Regions from separate parts of the Homo sapiens genome. Here region 2 is linked to region 1. The links are chromatin loops, found by intact Hi-C in ENCODE. Cell type or tissue: CD14-positive monocyte. All regions are shown on one strand. Each heading gives the region's core, and the rest is flanking DNA. Links, peaks and the distances in the headings are about the cores only. Region 1 has its middle 22 kb from the start of SCRG1. Region 2 has its middle 37 kb from the start of HAND2.

Evidence for each region. Peaks named below come from ENCODE experiments on the same cell type or tissue, not always from the same donor. Only the 100,000 strongest peaks of a DNase experiment are listed, where the experiment ranks them.
Region 2: it touches region 1 in a loop (2.2-fold over the local background); 92 of 110 quality-filtered maps call a loop at or near these places.

The regions. Positions count from the first base shown.
Region 1 is chr4:173,417,014-173,425,353 of GRCh38, reverse strand. It overlaps a transcript of SCRG1 not described here, the pseudogene RPL5P11 and the pseudogene LOC124900814. Among named protein-coding and RNA genes, the nearest start is that of SCRG1, 22 kb to the right of the region's middle. In CD14-positive monocyte, for the core only: CTCF peaks have their summits at 4,674, 4,874 (motif pointing left) and 8,106 (motif pointing right); DNase peaks (open chromatin) are centred at 6,473 and 8,183; H3K4me3 peaks cover 385 bases; H3K27ac peaks cover 2,447 bases.
Region 2 is chr4:173,489,350-173,497,689 of GRCh38, reverse strand. It overlaps a transcript of SCRG1 not described here. Among named protein-coding and RNA genes, the nearest start is that of HAND2, 37 kb to the left of the region's middle. RefSeq lists an enhancer at 7,660-8,234. In CD14-positive monocyte, for the core only: CTCF peaks have their summits at 2,928 and 3,131; DNase peaks (open chromatin) are centred at 119, 3,129 and 6,379; H3K4me3 peaks cover 919 bases; H3K27me3 peaks cover 2,174 bases.

The DNA.
Region 1 (8,340 bases), core at 286-8,285:
TTGAACAGCTTTGCCTTCTGAGTTTATGGCAAAATCCTCCTAATTAGTCATGTGAAGTCTTTTGGAAAATGAAAAGAATGTCCTAAACCCAAATTAAAAAGGCAAAACGGTGGTCATGAAATTGACAACTTACTGGTAACTCTGCCTTTTTTGCCCTGTGAAAATGCACTTTTACTTATGGATTACTCAGCCTTAAGTTTTTCCAATGATGTTACAGAACCATGAAAGTATTTCCACACCAGCATATTCCTGTCAGCTAAGAAGTCATAAAGTGTATATGTAATCTTCTTCCCAATGATTGGCATAGGAACTTGGAAAGTTGGCAGAAATAAATGATGACTGACAATTTCTACATAGCATCTTATTGTGCTTGGGTTTACAAAGTCATTCAACATTATATGGGCTTCACACATTTATTTTGTTTTGTTTTATTTTATTTTATTTTATTTTATTTTAAGATGGAGTCTCACTCTGTCACCCAAGCTGGTGCGATCTCGGCTTGCCACAACCTCTGTCTCCCAGGTTCAAGTAATTATCCTGTCTCAGCCTCCCGAGTAGCTGGGATTACAGGCCCATGCCACTATGCCCAGCTAATTCTTGTATTTTTAGTAGAGACAGAGTTTCACCATGTTGGCCAGGCTGATCTCTAACTCCTGACCTCAGGAGATCCACCAACCTTGGCCTCCCAAAGTTCTGGGATACAAGCGTGAGCCACCGCGCCCAGCCTAGCTTCATACATTTCTTAAGCACAGTATAGTAGAAAATGGCCTTGCATATAGTATGGTCCAGAAGGTAGTCCTGCATCAGTTGCTCTTTAGAGCAATGATCTGTGCCAGTCAAATGCATCCTGGCCTCATGTATCCAAGGTTTATATCATCTGCTTTTAATAAGGCTACTGTGGGTTAGAAGAAACAGCTAATAATATTTTTTATTTCTAAGTGACATGTTGACACACAATGGTATTAATTATTTGTAACAGGCTGAATTGTTGCCTTGTAAATTTTTATATCATAGTTTTGCCATTTTGAGAATAAATACAATTTCTATTTTTTTAAGAAATTAGAGTAAACCAAATAGCTAAATGCTAATAGTATGAAGCACCACAGAGCATGGCTAAATAAGCCATTTATGTTGTCCTTATGTATCTGAAGTTTTTGTGGTCTGCTCAAGTTTTTCCCTAAAAACTTCCCTCAATATGAGCTGTATATTAAGGTTCTGATATGGTTTGACTGTCCCCTCCAAAATCATGTTGAAATTTAATTGCCATTATAAGAGTATTGACAAGTGGGACCTTTAAGAGACAATTAGGTCCTGAAGGCTCTGCCTTCATGAATAAATTTATGCTGTTGTTGGGGGAGTGGGTTAGTTATAATGGGAGTGTGCTCCTGATGAAAGGGTAAGTTATTTTCTATTCTTTCTCTTTCTCTTGCATTTGTCACTTGCCTTTCTGCTTTCTGCCATGGGATGACACAACAAGGAGGCCCTCATCAATGGCTGAGCAGACACTAGTACTATGCCTTTGGACTTCCCTGACTCCAGAACCATAAGCCAAATAAACATCTTTTCTTTATAAACTACCCAGTCTGTAATACTCTGTTGTAGCACCAGAAAATGGACTAAGACAGGTTCCATCAGAGGTATTACAGTCACAACAAAATGCTATAAGGAAAAAATAAAAAAAAAATTAAAAAAAAAGAGATAAAAGACCAAAAAAAGAGAATTATAGTATATGAAAGTATTGTATTCACAATAAGGATACAAATAAAAGGTTTTTTTATTATTAATAGTTTAAAATAAATTTCAAATTTAGAATAATTTCTCCAGATTACCTTCATTTTAACTTTTTTAGCAAACGCTGTCTTTATCAACCATGCAAGTGAATGTGCTAAACTGATTAGGGAAGACTGGATAAAGTACTGAAATGGTAAAGCAATTTTTCTTGGTAACACTGTTTCATTTCAATAAAAATATCTATAGGTCCAACTAAGTTTTTTGGCCTCTAGAAAAACAATAATGACTTGAAGAGTTAGTCCATGTATGAACTTAGATTTGTGTATCTTAGATGAATCCTTATCTTTGCATTAAAAACATCTTCAAAAGACATTTACTAAGCAACACTATTGGTGATAAATCAACTCTATAAGCATTAAGTGTGTTATTAAAAATATTTGAAACTAACAAAGTCACTTTTTTAAGAAAATGTACACTTAGTATATTAATAGTTAAGATTTTTTTCTTAACCAATTTAATGTCATGAGGTTCATAGCAGTTTCTTCCCAATTATTTTATGGAGAAAACCAGGTGAATCGTGAATCACCGAAGTCTCCTTGAGGTTAGCTGAAACCAACACCCATCCAAAGAGAAAACATAATCCTTGGAGACTGCTTTTTATAAAACAGTAAATTCCAAGACTCTACAGAGAAAATGTGAATTTAGATCATCTCTGATAGACAATTTTTTCCTTTTGTTTCCAGCTTTATTGAAAAGGTAATTTTTAATTGTCCAGCGTTATAATTATAGCAATTAAAATATAAAATGAAAAGCCAAGATACTGATAATGATTGGTATCATATATGGTCATAGTCATGATAAAACTTTTTCAATTCAAGTTGCTAGATTAGACAAAATGTTAATCTCCTGTCCCTTTTCAAATGGTTTTTAACATCAGATAGAATCATAATACTAAATTCCACTATACAAAGGTCTCTTGTTTAACAATTTAGAATCACTGTTTTTCTTCATTATCCTTCCTTTTGACTTTTTCACATCTAAAGATGTGTCCGCTAGTAATGATCAATGGAAATAGGTGAAATTCAAATGAACACTTATTACAATTCTGGCAAAAGTAAGGATGGGAAGGGATGTGAAGTGAGTGGCTACAATTAGTAACAAATACATGACCCTGAATATAGAAGTCACTCTATAAATCCTTAATTAAATAATTAGGGACCTAATTAATTTTTGCCTTCTGGCCATTATCACATCTAATCAAAAGTTGATTATAACTATAACACCATGTGAAGCTACTCATGATCATAAGTTATATTTTTAAAAACAATGGGAAAATTAATAACCACTTAAAATGCACACAACTTTATTATTCCAGTCTCACAAAACCTTTGGAAACCACAGCTGTTGATAATGTTTTTGATTTGCCAGATCCTGTAACAGTCCACTTACTTTGCCTTGAACATGGCATTTGTACCACATTAAAGTTTGGCAAGCTTAATCTTTGCTAACCACTGGCAAATGTGAACATGCTATAAAATATAAAAATATGTTTCAGCCAAAGCCATTATCAGGTACATATTTGCTTGGATTTGACTAAGAAACCTCTAATTTGTTCATGCACACTTGGCATCTTTACATTCTGTGTGATGATCATGCTTGCAATTTATATATTATGTGTCTGACAGCCAACTAAAGCTCTAAGTGCTATCGAGGAAGAAAACAAAAAGGAGAGGAAGAAAGAAATCCTATTTTACTTCTGTTAGTGTGAGAATGAACTTCCATAATCTTTTAGAGGAAAGTCTTCCAACAGTGATCTTCCCCATCCTCCCACCCTACCTGCCCCATACTAAAGATATTTTTGAAAAGCTGGCATATTCTCTTTCTACATCATCCCGTAAGAGAATCTACCCCTGCATTTATCCTTTCAAATATGGCATCTTACATTTATCTCATGACATGTTGTGAAGTAGAAAAGGTAGGAATTATGTAATGATTTATCATATATAATCAAAGGGAATGGCTAATTTTCAGAGCAGGACCAGAATTAACATCCCCTCGTCCTAGCTCTCCATCCAGGCCCACCTTTCAGTGTCTTGTGACAGGGACCACATTCTATTTACTTTTCAGACCCAGGAGATGGATGCCTGTAATGAATATAAAACACTGAACATAAACATAAAAAAATGCAACAAATCAACCCCCCCCCAACAAACTAAACCAAAACAGAGAAACAGATGCTTTTTCCTAAGAGTCATTTACTGTTCACTGACTCATTCGACAATTTATTGAGCTTCTACTAAGTTCTAGATGCTATCTTTGACATTGTTCACTTCAAGGAGTGAGATAACATGGAAGAGTAGCTATCACAGTGCCTGATGTGTGGGGGGCAATCAATAAAGTACATTTTCTTCCTTCTCAAATGTTTATCCTTGAACTAATCAATCTATCAAAATCCATATGCAATCAAAAGAAAAGTATTCACTTCTGATCCAAAGTCATCATTCCTTTATACCTCCATATCTGTGGTTACATACCGTGATATTTAGGCACGAGCTATCAAGCCAGAGAGAATAAACCACACTCAGGCAGAATCATGGCTTATGATTTGTGGTCTGCTGTTTTTTGTGGTAAAAGGGAAGAGGAAAAAGCCAGTCAAGTGTCCTGGTATTAACAGGCTTTATCAGTATATACTCCTCCCCTGCCCCACCTCACACACTCACACAGACTTTGGGGAGGAGGTATTATTAATCTAAACAAATAGCTTGCAATTGACAATAAGCATTCTACTATCTTCTCTGGTTATTTAAATTTAACTTTCATTTACAAGCAATTTATAGAGACAGACATAGCCTTGAAGCCAACACTTTCTGCCCTAACTTGCATCCTGTTTTCTATTTGCTTTTCTTTTTTTTTTTTTCAGCTTGGCTCCCAAGACTAGGTCATATATGAAGGGGAAGCCAATCTGAGGCATCATTAATGTGCAGTTTTCATGATCGACGCTAATCACTACCGCCAAATTGTTTGTGCGGTAATCCACACTGATCACCAAGACATCTAGAATGAATAGATCCTTGTATAAACAGACACAATAGTTGTAGCTCCAAGATAATTAAAGAACTCATCTATGACCTCTACTGGTCATGTTACCAAAATACAACAGCTACCATTCTTTCAGAAGTGTTTTCATTTATTAAAAATATATTTCTCAGCACCTACTATGTGCCAAGCATTGTTTAAAAGATTGCAGTAAACAAAACACACAAGACCCTTTCCCTCTTAAATTCAGCAAGGGAGACATTCAAACTATAAACATTATAAGTAAGTTCATTGTAGAGTATTTTAGAAGGCAATAGGTGTTTTCAAAAAGAGAAAAAAGTAGATCAAGGTAAAGGGAATCAAAAGTACAGAAAAGGGCCCTTTTCCCCCACTAGGGCCGGGCCTGAAGGTCTCTGTTGAGCCACGGATGTGGGTCTCTGTTCTGCAGGATGGGGTTTGTTAAAATTGTTAAGAATAAGGCCTACTTTAAGAGTTACCAAGTGAAATTTAGAAGATGATGAAAGGGTAAAACTGATTACTATGCTCAGAAATGCTTGGTGATACAGTATAAAAATAAATACAACACACCCAAATACAGGATGATAGAGATATCATTTGTCAGGTTGCTTATGCCCGTATAGAGGGGGCTATGATAGTCTGCACAAAATATGGTGTGAAGGCCGGCCTGACAAATTATGCTGCAGCGTATTGTACTGGCCTGCTGCTGGCCCGCAGGCTTCTCAATAGGTTAGGCATGGACAAGATCTATGAAGGCCAAGTGGAGGTGACTGGCAATGAATACAATGTGGAAAGCATTGATGGTCAGCCAGGTGCCTTTACCTGCTATTTGGTCGCAGACCTTGCCAGAACTACCACTGGCAATAAAGTGTTTGGTGCCCCGAAGGGAGCTGTGGATGGAGGTTTGTCTAACCCTCACAGTAGCAAACGATTCCTTGGTTTGTCTATCCCTCACAGTACCAAATGAATCCTTGGTTATGATTCTGAAAACAAGGAATTTAATGCAGAAGTACACCGGAAGCACATCATGGGCCAGAAGTTTGCAGATGACCTGCGCTACTTAATAGAAGAAGATGAAAATGCTTCCAAAAAACAGTTCTCTCAATACACAAAGAACAGCGTAACTCCAGACTTGATGGAGGAGATGTATAAGAAAGCTCATGCTGCTGTACGAGAGAATCCAGTCTATGAAAAGAAGCCCAAGAAAGAAATTAAAAAGAAGAGGTAGAACTGTCCCAAAATATCCCTTGCTCAGAAGAAAGATTGGGTAGCTCAAGAGAAGGCAAGCTCCCTCAGAGCTCAGGAGCGGGCTGCCGAGAGCTAAACCAAACAATTTTCTATGAGGATTTTTCAGATAAAGACAATAAACTTATGAACAGAAAAAAAAGATGGAAGAGGTAGAGCTGGAGAAGTACACTGCAGAATTAAATTAGGTGCTCAGGATAAGTGTCAGTGATAGAGTGGAATTCAGCAAAGCCTTGAAGGAGGTGAGAGCCTCAGCCACTACTAACACTAGTAGGTTCTCAAATTAGTTAAATTAGACATTGTATTAGTATGTTCTCAAATCGCTACAAGGAACTACCTAGGACTGGGAAATTTATTAAGAAAAGAGGTTTGATTGAGTCACAGTTCTGCAGGCTATACAGGAAGCATGACTGGGAGGCTTCAGGAAACTTACAACCATGGCAGAAGGTGAAGGGGAAGCAGGCATGTCTTATATGGCCAGAGAAGAAGAAAGAGAGTGAAGGGGGAAGTGTTACACACTTTTAAACAAACAGATCTCATGAGAACTCACTATCATGAGAACAGCAAAGGGGAAGTCCGCCCCACCGGTGATCCAATCACTTCCCACCTGGCCCCTCCTGCAACACTGAGAATTACAATTTGACATGAGATTTGGGTGGGTATACAGACCCAAACCATATTAGACATCATCCTGGAAGTAGTGTCCATTTTCACAGAGAGTTTCTAAAATGGTTTTGGAGTCAACCAGACTCGTGTTCAAACTCCGTACTGGTCAGCTTTTGGTGCAGCAACAAACAACACCAAATTCTCAATGGTTTTAAAAACTATTTATTTCTTGCTTATGTTTCATGAGGGCTGCAGGTTGACTGTGGGTCAGCTGTGACTCTGATGGGCTCAGCTGTGCTGGATTTGGCTCAGCCACAATTATCATCTCCTTCCAGGAGCCAGGACTGAAGGAAGAGCAACTCTCTAAGGTGTGCTGTTCTCACGGGGGAGGTCAAGGCTGAAGCAGGTCTCACCAAACCACACCACTGAAAGCTTCTGCTCTGGCAGCAAATATCAAGTTCACACACATTTTATTAACCAAAAGAAAGTGGCCAAGTCCAAGGTCAATGCAGGGAGGGCAATGTATTCTGCCTGCACAGAAGTATGGAAAAGGCAAGGAAGGAATGAGTAATTGTGAACAAATAATACAATATGACCTTACTGAGCTCCTCATTATCTTTTATTTTTTGGGATCTATGCCAATTGCCACCACCAAATTATTCATCCAGCCAAGCTGAGCCCATCAGAGTTATAGCTGACCCACAGTCAACCTGCATTTATCATGAAACATGAGCAAGAAGTAAATATTTGTTTTTTAAGCCACCACCAAATTATTCATGTGGCAATCCACACTGACCACTGAGACAACTGGAATGAACAGGTCCTTATAGAAACACAGACATAAAATTACTTGCAGGTCCAAGGTGTGTTGCAGGTCTCTGAATTTTACTTTGTTCATCTGCGGAACAAGAATAAGATCACCCTACTGCAGTGGCTCACACCTGTAGTGCCAGCTACTTGTGGGGCTGAGGTGGTGGGAGGATCGCTTGAGCCCAGGAGTTCAAGGCTGCAGTGAGCTCTGATCACACCACAGCACTCCAGCCTGGATGACAGAGCAAGACCTCCTCTCTGAAAAAAAAGAAGGAATGAAGGAAGGGAGGAAGGAAGGAAGGAAGGAGGGAGGGAGGGAGGGAGACTAGTTATGAAGAAGAAATGAGATCATGAGGTCATGTCTGTAAATGCATTTAGCACAATAACTGGCTTATAATAAAGGATCAGTAAATGCTAGTATTCTTTTTTTGTCTTTTTCCAAAGGTGGCATCCCTCTAGCCCAATTCCTTTGGAGGCTTAGGGGGCAACTGGGGCATGCTGGAAAATTGAGGAGTCTAGAATTCAAGAACTATGGATTCAATTCTGTTTCTAAATCTGCATACATTCCTAATCTATAAAATGAGGCATCTGTCTAAATGATCTCTAAGGTTCCTTCCAGTGCTAAAGATCCTCAATTTGGGGTAAAACATGCCTGTAGATGCTTGTTTTTTCTCCAGAGGTGCTGTTTAGTTTTAACACCAGGTGGCGCTAAATAACAACTAAATGTAAAAAGACAAAGGCTCTGTGTGTGTGTGTCTGTCTGTCTGTGTGTGTCTCTCTGTCTGTGTGTGTCTGTGTGTGTGTGTGTTGTGTGTGATGATGTGATTGTGTTTGTGTTGTGTGTGAAGATGTGATTGTGTGTGGGGTGTGTGTGAAGATGTGATTGTGTGTGGG
Region 2 (8,340 bases), core at 22-8,021, 73 kb before region 1:
CAAAAAAAAAAAAAAAGAGTAAGTTTTTTTTTTTTTTTTGCTTGCTTGCTTTCAGGGACTGCCTCTTGATGTGAGGAGATGACTCAAGGACTCTCTGCCATGTTGAAAATTAAGTCTAGGGCACTTCCTCCTGCTTGCCTGGCCTTGGTTGACCTTGACTAGCCCAATTAATGCTGTCTGGCTGGAATCCAAAGTATTTCAGAGAAACAGTCATGATATGTTTTCCCGGGATGTGTAGTGAAACAGGTGGTTTCCCTACCTGGAAGTAGTCTTTTCCTTTATCATCTTCAGGCTAGGGGACCTAAACAACTTGGAGGCTAAAAAAACCCACAAGTCGCACCAAGTCTGAGGGACCATAGGTAGGCAGTGAGGCAGTGTGGGAATGGGCCAGCTAGCCTTGGCAGTCACTCCAGAATGTTGTCCTAGAGAGGAATAGAGCAAGGATGGAGCTGACATTCAGCCAACTGGTGGTCAATGTGTAGCTTTCTGCATTTAAGTCTAGGTGACTGTGCTATAGCTTTGCAATATAGTAGGAAAAGTTCTGCCATTCTTCTTTTTTGTTGTTGTTGTTTTTTTGTTTTTTTGAGACAGAGTCTCACTCTGTTGCCCAGGCTGGAGTGCAGTGGTGTGATCTCAGCTCACTGCACGCTCTGCCTCCCAGGTTCACGCCATTCTCCTGCCTCAGCCTCCCAAGTAACTGGGACTACAGGCGCCCACCACCACACCTGGCTAATTTTTTGTATTTTTAGTAGAGACGGGGTTTCACCGTGTTAGCCAGGATGGACTCGATCTCCTGACCTTGTGATCCGCCTGCCTCAGCCTCCCAAAGTGCTGGCATTACAGGTGTGAGCCACCGCACCTGGCTGCCATTCTTCATAAATGTAATCATCAGGGTCCTGTTTTGGACCTCTTATATTAAACCTTCTCCCTGGGCAATACTTAATCAGAATACTTACCTTGTGAGGTTGTTGTGAGGATTAAATAAGATTATCTACTAAAATGCTTTGCACAGTGCCAGATACACAGTAAGTACTTGATGCCTGTTTGCAAATACTATTATTAATCATTATGTGGCTTCAGTTGATACCAGTGTTTTATCTCACTACAATTCAGACCTGTTCTTGGAGCAGTAGATCTGCATATCCAACTCCCTGATAGAGGACATTTCCACATAGATGTATTTAGTTTTTTAAACTCACTATGCTCAAAACAGAATTTATTTCTAGTCTCTGTTGCATACCAATAGTCTCTTCTCTTAGTCTCCATGACTGGTACCACTACCCACCTGGTGCTCAGGCTAATAACCTAGCAACTGTAATGAGCTCCTCCTTAATATCTTTCAAATTCACCCTCTCTTTTTTTTTTCAAAGAACCCCCTACCTTAGCATGACAAATATTGAGTTTTGCCTGCATCATTCCATCATTTCTCCTACTGTTAATGTACCCTCCAGTCTGTCCTCACAGCAGCTGGACCGATCTTTAATGCAAATGACATTGGATCATGTTGTTTCCCTACTTAAAATCTTTCATTCATTCCCCCATAGACTTCAAGAAAACCTCAATAATGCTCTTTATAATCTTTCTCACCACTGTCCCTATATATACATTAAGCCGTGATTCTGAGCTATATTGAATACTCTCGTTTCTTTTGCCTTCATATCTTTGCACATGTTGTCTTTCTGCCTGGGTCACACTTCCCTCCATCTTTATCAGAAGGATTCTTGTCCTTCAAAATTCAGCCTGGGCATCTACTCTTTTGGGAAGTCTTCACTTAAGCCCCAGGCTGATTGTGGAGTATATATCCTTCAGGAAGAGTAATTTCTCTTTTTTCTCCACTAGGTGTGAGTTTCTTGAAGGCAGTGGAATATGTCTTTGATTTTTGTGACCACCAGGCTTTAGTGCCTGGCACACAGTAATTGTCCATGATATGTTTGCTGGATATGAGGATGACACAGAATTGAATACATGGCTTTGGTTCTACAACTTCTCATCAAGATTTTAGGAAAGTTATTGTTCCATGCTTCAGTTTCCTCATCTGTAAAATGGGGATTAGCAATGCCTCCTAAAGTTGTGAGGACTAAATGAAAAGTGAATGCAAAAGTCTTTGTAAACAGAGTAGCAATGTACATGAATCATTCTTATAATAAATGCAAACCCATATTTCCCATGCATGTACACATTTTCATATGCGCACATAGTGTGCACATATTATATGCATCTGTGCATCTGTGTTTGTGTTCTTGACTGAATCCATGGAAAGGCAGTTTCCAAACAACTTTCTCTAGATTTCACCGTTTAAAAGTCATGCCGAAATAGGTAATTACTTTTTGACAACTGGTCCAAGTTCTAGATAAAGCAGTTTGTGGCAGTGCCCTCAAATTAATAGTCATTCTGTGAATTCATTATATCCATATGTGCAAATACAAACTCAGTGCAAATGTATAAGGCACTGAATGGATAATGATAACTTGATTACCATTTTCACTATGACTAATACGACGATATCGTATAATAATAAAACAATAATACAGTAGAAATGGTAATGTCTAAGGCACTCTCCTGCCAGTTTTTCCTTTGATTTTCCAATCACTTGGGGCAGTTACCGAAGGCCCTGTTTTCCCTATTTTTCATGTGAATAAACGGGGGCTCCGGGGCTTTATTCATTTAACCTGACTCCTTTCCAACGCTGCCACAGACAGATCAGAATCCTAGGATGGCCTTTCTCCTGTCTTCTTTTTCTTTCCTCTCAGCCGGTATAAGAAGTTTACGCAGAATAGGTGGTTGATAGAAACGAGCCAGAACCAATCAATGCGTAAATTGATCGGTGCTTGTTTATAATACTTTAAGTGCCGCAGTTATTTCTGCAATTCACGGTTGCCTTAAATGTGGAATCCACTAGTCTAACACCAGTACCAAGAGACGTTTCTGGATTTCTTGATTCCCAGAAGGGTAATTGCGTCTCTTCGCAGTGCGCGGTGGCCAGCAGCCTGGCTGCCCTGGGCTCTGAAACGAAGAGCTCCCGGGTCCTTCTTCTCGCCCTCCTGGTGCCCAAGGAGGAAAGGAGGGCGCGGGCTCCTCTTCAGCCTCATCTACCTCCTGCCTCTTGTTCTTCTTTAGAAAGCCAGGTGGCGCTAACCCTCAACCCCTGCTAGAGCTGGAGGATTTCCTTGCTTGCTCCGAGTGGAGCGTAAAGGTGAAGAGCGCACCCCGTGTTGGCACATTGTCTCTGCTTCCTCCGCTCTTTGGAAACATAGATTTGCTTTTTTCTTCTTCCGCACCTGTCGCAGGATGACGGCAACCCTAAAGGAAAACGGAATGTCCTGTGTGCCACATGGAGCTTGGGGAAAGGAAATGATTAAAGCCGTGAAGTTTCCTGGTTCTTCGCGGTGTTTACAGTGGGTTTTGATTCGGGGGAAGAAGAGCCAAAAGAGGTTAAGGTGCCAATCTACCGCATCTTGAATCTGACTGTTGCAGACGAACTGTGGGGCCGGTGGGCACTCGCGCCTGGGTGTGCACGTACCTGTGGGTGCAGGGTCATGTCTCCCTGTGTCGTGTGGGTGGCCTGTTCCTAAGTAACCAAGTATATGCGTACTTATAAAGAAGAAGAAATCTCTCCAGTTGTAAAAGGGCGGCTTTGAGGTTCTCACAGCTGAGGGTAGGAATCTATTCTAGAAGGCACGCATTTCAGTTTTCAAATTTTGTTATTTAAATATTTCCTGTCTTTGAACTACTATTATTTAACAGGGACAGGGGAGAACCTCATTTTACTATTATATTGATTAACTGGATTTAAACCAAAATCATCAAACAAAAACGCTGTTGAAACTTGGAAAAGACTTGGTAATAAAAATGTGGCCATCCACATGTGCTGCTGCTGCAAATACCACCAAATCTGAAATTAAGATGAATTCAATAAAAGTATTTTTTATTCACTAGACTACTAAGAGAATAGAGGGCAATTTTAAGATTTTTACTGAAATGAAAGGAGCACAGACACACAAACACATAGAGCACTCGGCAACATTAATAGTGATGACGGTGTGCCACTAATGCTGCTTTTTTTTTTTTTTTTTCTGACTGAGTCTTGCTCTGTCACCAGACTGGAGAACAGTGGCGCGATCTTGGCTCACTGAAACCTCTGCCTCCCAGGCTCAAGCGATTCTCCTGCCTCAGCCTCCCAAGTAGCTGGGACTACAAGCACGCGCCACCACACCCAGGGTGTGTACTGGGAAGATGACTGGCAGGCAAGATGAAAGTGCTCCTAAATTCTTTAATTTCTCAATGCCCTAATGTTCAAGGAAGCATGATTGGGAGTCCTCAGGAAACTTACAATCAAGGCAGAAGGGGAAGCAAGCACGTCTTACCATGGTAGAACAGGAGAGGGAGAGAGCAAGAGGGGGGAAGTGCCACACACCTTCAAACAACCAGATCTCAGCCAGATGGTGAGAACTCACTATCACAAGAACAACAAGGGGGAAGTCTGCCCCCTGATTCAATTACCTCCTACCAAGCCCCTCCCCTGACATGTGGGGATTACAATTTGAGATAGATTTGGGTGGGGACACAGAGCCAAACCGTAATAACAGTGACTCAAACAACAACACGGCTCTCGGTTACTTCTGAGACTTCCCATCTTGAGTGAGATTCCCAGGGAGAGGCACTGGGGAGAGCATGTGTACTGGGGCACCCTGTTCTTAGTCCACTAAGGCCTGTGACTCAGTGTCAATCCCTGTAGAAGAGTGTGTTTGTTCTTGTCCATAGCACATGGCATTGGTAGGTTTCCCCACCGCCCTGTATTGCAGGCCTAGAAGTGTAAAAACTGTAATTCCCAGTCACTTTGCTGTAAGAGATCAGGATGCAGTTTAGGTTCTGATCATGAAGTGCGGTCACGTAGGATTTGAAAGGCAGTACAAAGGAAGCTGCTCTCCCTCTTCAGCTGTGTAGGTGTACGAGAGGGCTCTGGGAGACATAAGTATGGGCAGTGGCCAGTTAGGCCACTAACTAGACTCCATGGCCCACTGTCTAGTCTCCAGCCTCGTGGGTGTAGGGGGCTCTGATGGTTGCCGCTGACTCTACTCCTCCAGCCTTTCCACTTCATACCTCCTACTAAATCCCTCTGATCTTGGCAGATCTAGAGAGTTTTCTGTTTCCTGTATTGAACCGTGACTGACACAGGAAACAAGCCTGCTTGGGTGCCTCATGCCTGAGGTCTGGATTAGTGTGGGCATGGAGTAGTGTAGACTCTGCAGGTGTTTAGATGGCTGTCCTCAGCTGTGGGTAGTTTTGGGGTGGGGGAATGAGTCCAATCCAGGAGAGGTCGTCAACAATCCCCAACCAGGAGGCTGAAGGGACAAACATTCTGGATGGCTCTCATGCTGCCTCTTTCACCATGAGGCCTCACTGCTTCTTTTTCTGACTTTCAAACCAAAGGAGGAAAAACAGCAACTTTTTAGAGTGTTTAGGCAAAAATTTTTGCTAAGGCTCAATGACTGACTATTCTGCCTGTTTTGATACTTGATTTTATATTGTCCTCTTTTTTTTATTTAAAATAAAAATGTTTGAGACAGGATCTCACTCTGTCACCCAGGCTGGAGGGCAGTCACACAACCACAGCTCACTGCAGCCTCAACCTCACAGGCTCAAGCGATCCTCCTGCCTCAGCCTCCTAGTAGCTGGGACTACAGGCACATGCAGCCACATCCAGCTAATTAAAAAAAAAAATTGTAGAGATGGAGTCTCACTATGTTGCCCAGGCTTGTCTCAAACTCCTGGGCTCAAGTGATCCTCCCACCTCAGCCTTTCAAAGTGCTGGGATTACAGGTATGAGCCACCGCACCCAGCCTTGTTCTAGTTTACGCTCTTATATCTGGACATTCACTCCCCAGTAGGCACTAAACTACTTAAGGTAAGATGGTGAGTTTTCACTTTTCAGCCTGAGGGTTGAATGACAAGTTACTGGGGAAAGTCAGCTTTGTTCAGTGCAAGCGGAGAGCTGGGTGGGCATTGCACATCTCCTCTGCAACATTACAGTCATTTCCTCTGCCCACCTTGCTGTCTAAACCCCACCTTAGAACCCTGTACTTGCAGATATTACTCAGGAGCTGATTCCTTGACTCTTCAATTGTTCCTGAGCAGAGATAAGACTGAATATATGCCACTTAAGTAATTTTTGTCCAGAGGGAATTGTTTGGTAACTGTTAACATTGCTCACAAATACATGGTACCGATCTCTGCAGGAGGAGTACACATTCCCACTCTGTGGCAGGTGGTTGTGACCATATGACTGGCACTCAGCAGTGAAATGTGAGTGGAAACAACTGCCCTTGGTTTTTAGTCCCTCTACCACCATGTCAGCAACGATACAGAGAAGTGACTCATCAGCCCAGATCCCGGAGCAAAGATCATGTGCATGCAGTGGGGCACAGGAAACCAGGATGGACTTGTTGCTAAAACTGTTAAAAAAAAAAAAAAAGAGAGAGAGAGAGAGAGAATTCTGTATTAGTTCACTTATTTCTGTGAAATAGTTAGGATTTAAGAGGCCTAATAAAGTGTGCCTCTCATCCCAGCCAGAGTTTGGTGACAGGGATCAGATTGACAGATTAAAAATGTCAGCTGTATTACTGATAAGAGCTAGATTGAGAGAGTTGCTGCAATGCCTGTGAATACTCCATCAGCTGTTAGCCACCCAGTCCCTGGCATAATGGGACACTACAGGCCTCCTCCTGCAGGGCAGGTCCCACATCCCAGGGCAGGGAGAGGACGGGACACTTGGTTCAGAAGGAGCCACAGGAGGGACCAGACTGGGCAGACTCCTTTCCTGTGGAGTTAACTCCACAGCAAGACCTGCCCCTGAAAACTTTAGTCCAGGGCAATAGAGGCTTCCAGAGGGAATTAGTTACAGTAGAACTGTATTACTCTTTGTATCTTGGAGAACATGACAGAAATAGAAATATTAGGAGAGGTTATAAACATGTTAATTTTTGTTTCATTTTTATTCTTGCATATTTTAAAGCCTAGGGGGAAACAGTCAAGTGACAGATCAAGGCATTGAAATAAAAGTTTAAGCAATGGTAATCCTAACCATTAGCACTTTCCTGCAATCGGGCAGCAACTCCACGTGAAATGGGAACTTGTGGCCTGAACATTAATATGACCAACTTTCTGCCAAAATGTCCATGACCCGCAGGGCCTGGCTAGTTGTTGTTAATTGGTGGCCTGTGGCTTCCAGTGCTGAGCTGCCTTCTGGTTCCTGGGCCTCTGAGGGAAATGGGGTTGTTTTGAAATCCAGTGTTCTTAATGAAGCAATTCCTGAACCAAAAATGTGTGAGAAATTAACCTAAAAGTGAAAAAGAAACTGGTCTATTGAAAAGTCAGTGACCCTTCCAGGGTTGCTTTTAAAAGAATAGGTTTTGTTTTACTTGACACTTTGGGAAGTGATTTAATAAGCCATAATGTCAAAGAAAATTATCCAGTGTGTTTCATGTCCTGCAGCCTGGAATATCTAAACTAAATCCTTGCAAATGAGCATCATTATTAGTGAAATTTTGTTGCAAAATTTGGCGTGGACAATTTAGAATCGTCAGACTTCTAGGCACTGTCATGGAATTGGCAAGATTCAAGGGATTTTTCTGATTTAATGACATTTTCTTTATTGTCCCCATAATCACCTGCTTTATGAACTGTGGCTAGAACTGATGTTGCAGCTGGTAATTTTCTTAGAACCCAAATGCATTTATATTTTTCCGTCTTTTTATTTCCATCATTTCTGGGAATTGTTAGTAGATGGAATAAAAAGAGAATACATTATAAACAATTCAAAACACCAAAAACAAAATTCCTTGGACCTTTTACAGATACCACACATGCAAATAAATGTGGTTTTGCATTCCAATGGCATTCAAGTGGGGATTACATTTTCCTCATTAACCTCTTTCTTAAGCAAACAGCATGGTTTTTCAAGTATGTTTTATCTAAATCTAGTTTGACATTTAAAATTAATTCACACTGACTCAGTTCAAGTGAAGAGGTAGAATGTCTTCTTCTTTTGATCCCAGCAATTGTGCAATCCTGGTTGAATTGTACCAAAGTAGGAATGCCTACTATTTTAGGATGAAATCAGAAGATTGATTGTATTGCTTGTAAAACCAAAACAAATGAACAAACAAACAAAAAAAAAAAATTAGAAACGCAGCATATGTTTTTTCCTGAACTACTGAGGAAAGAAGTGGAAAAATGGACTCATGAAGTATACTTCAGATGTGAACATGATTGCTCTCCTTATGACAAATCATTTATAAAATGAATGTACTTATTTCTAATTAAAAGAAACTTAGATCTGTT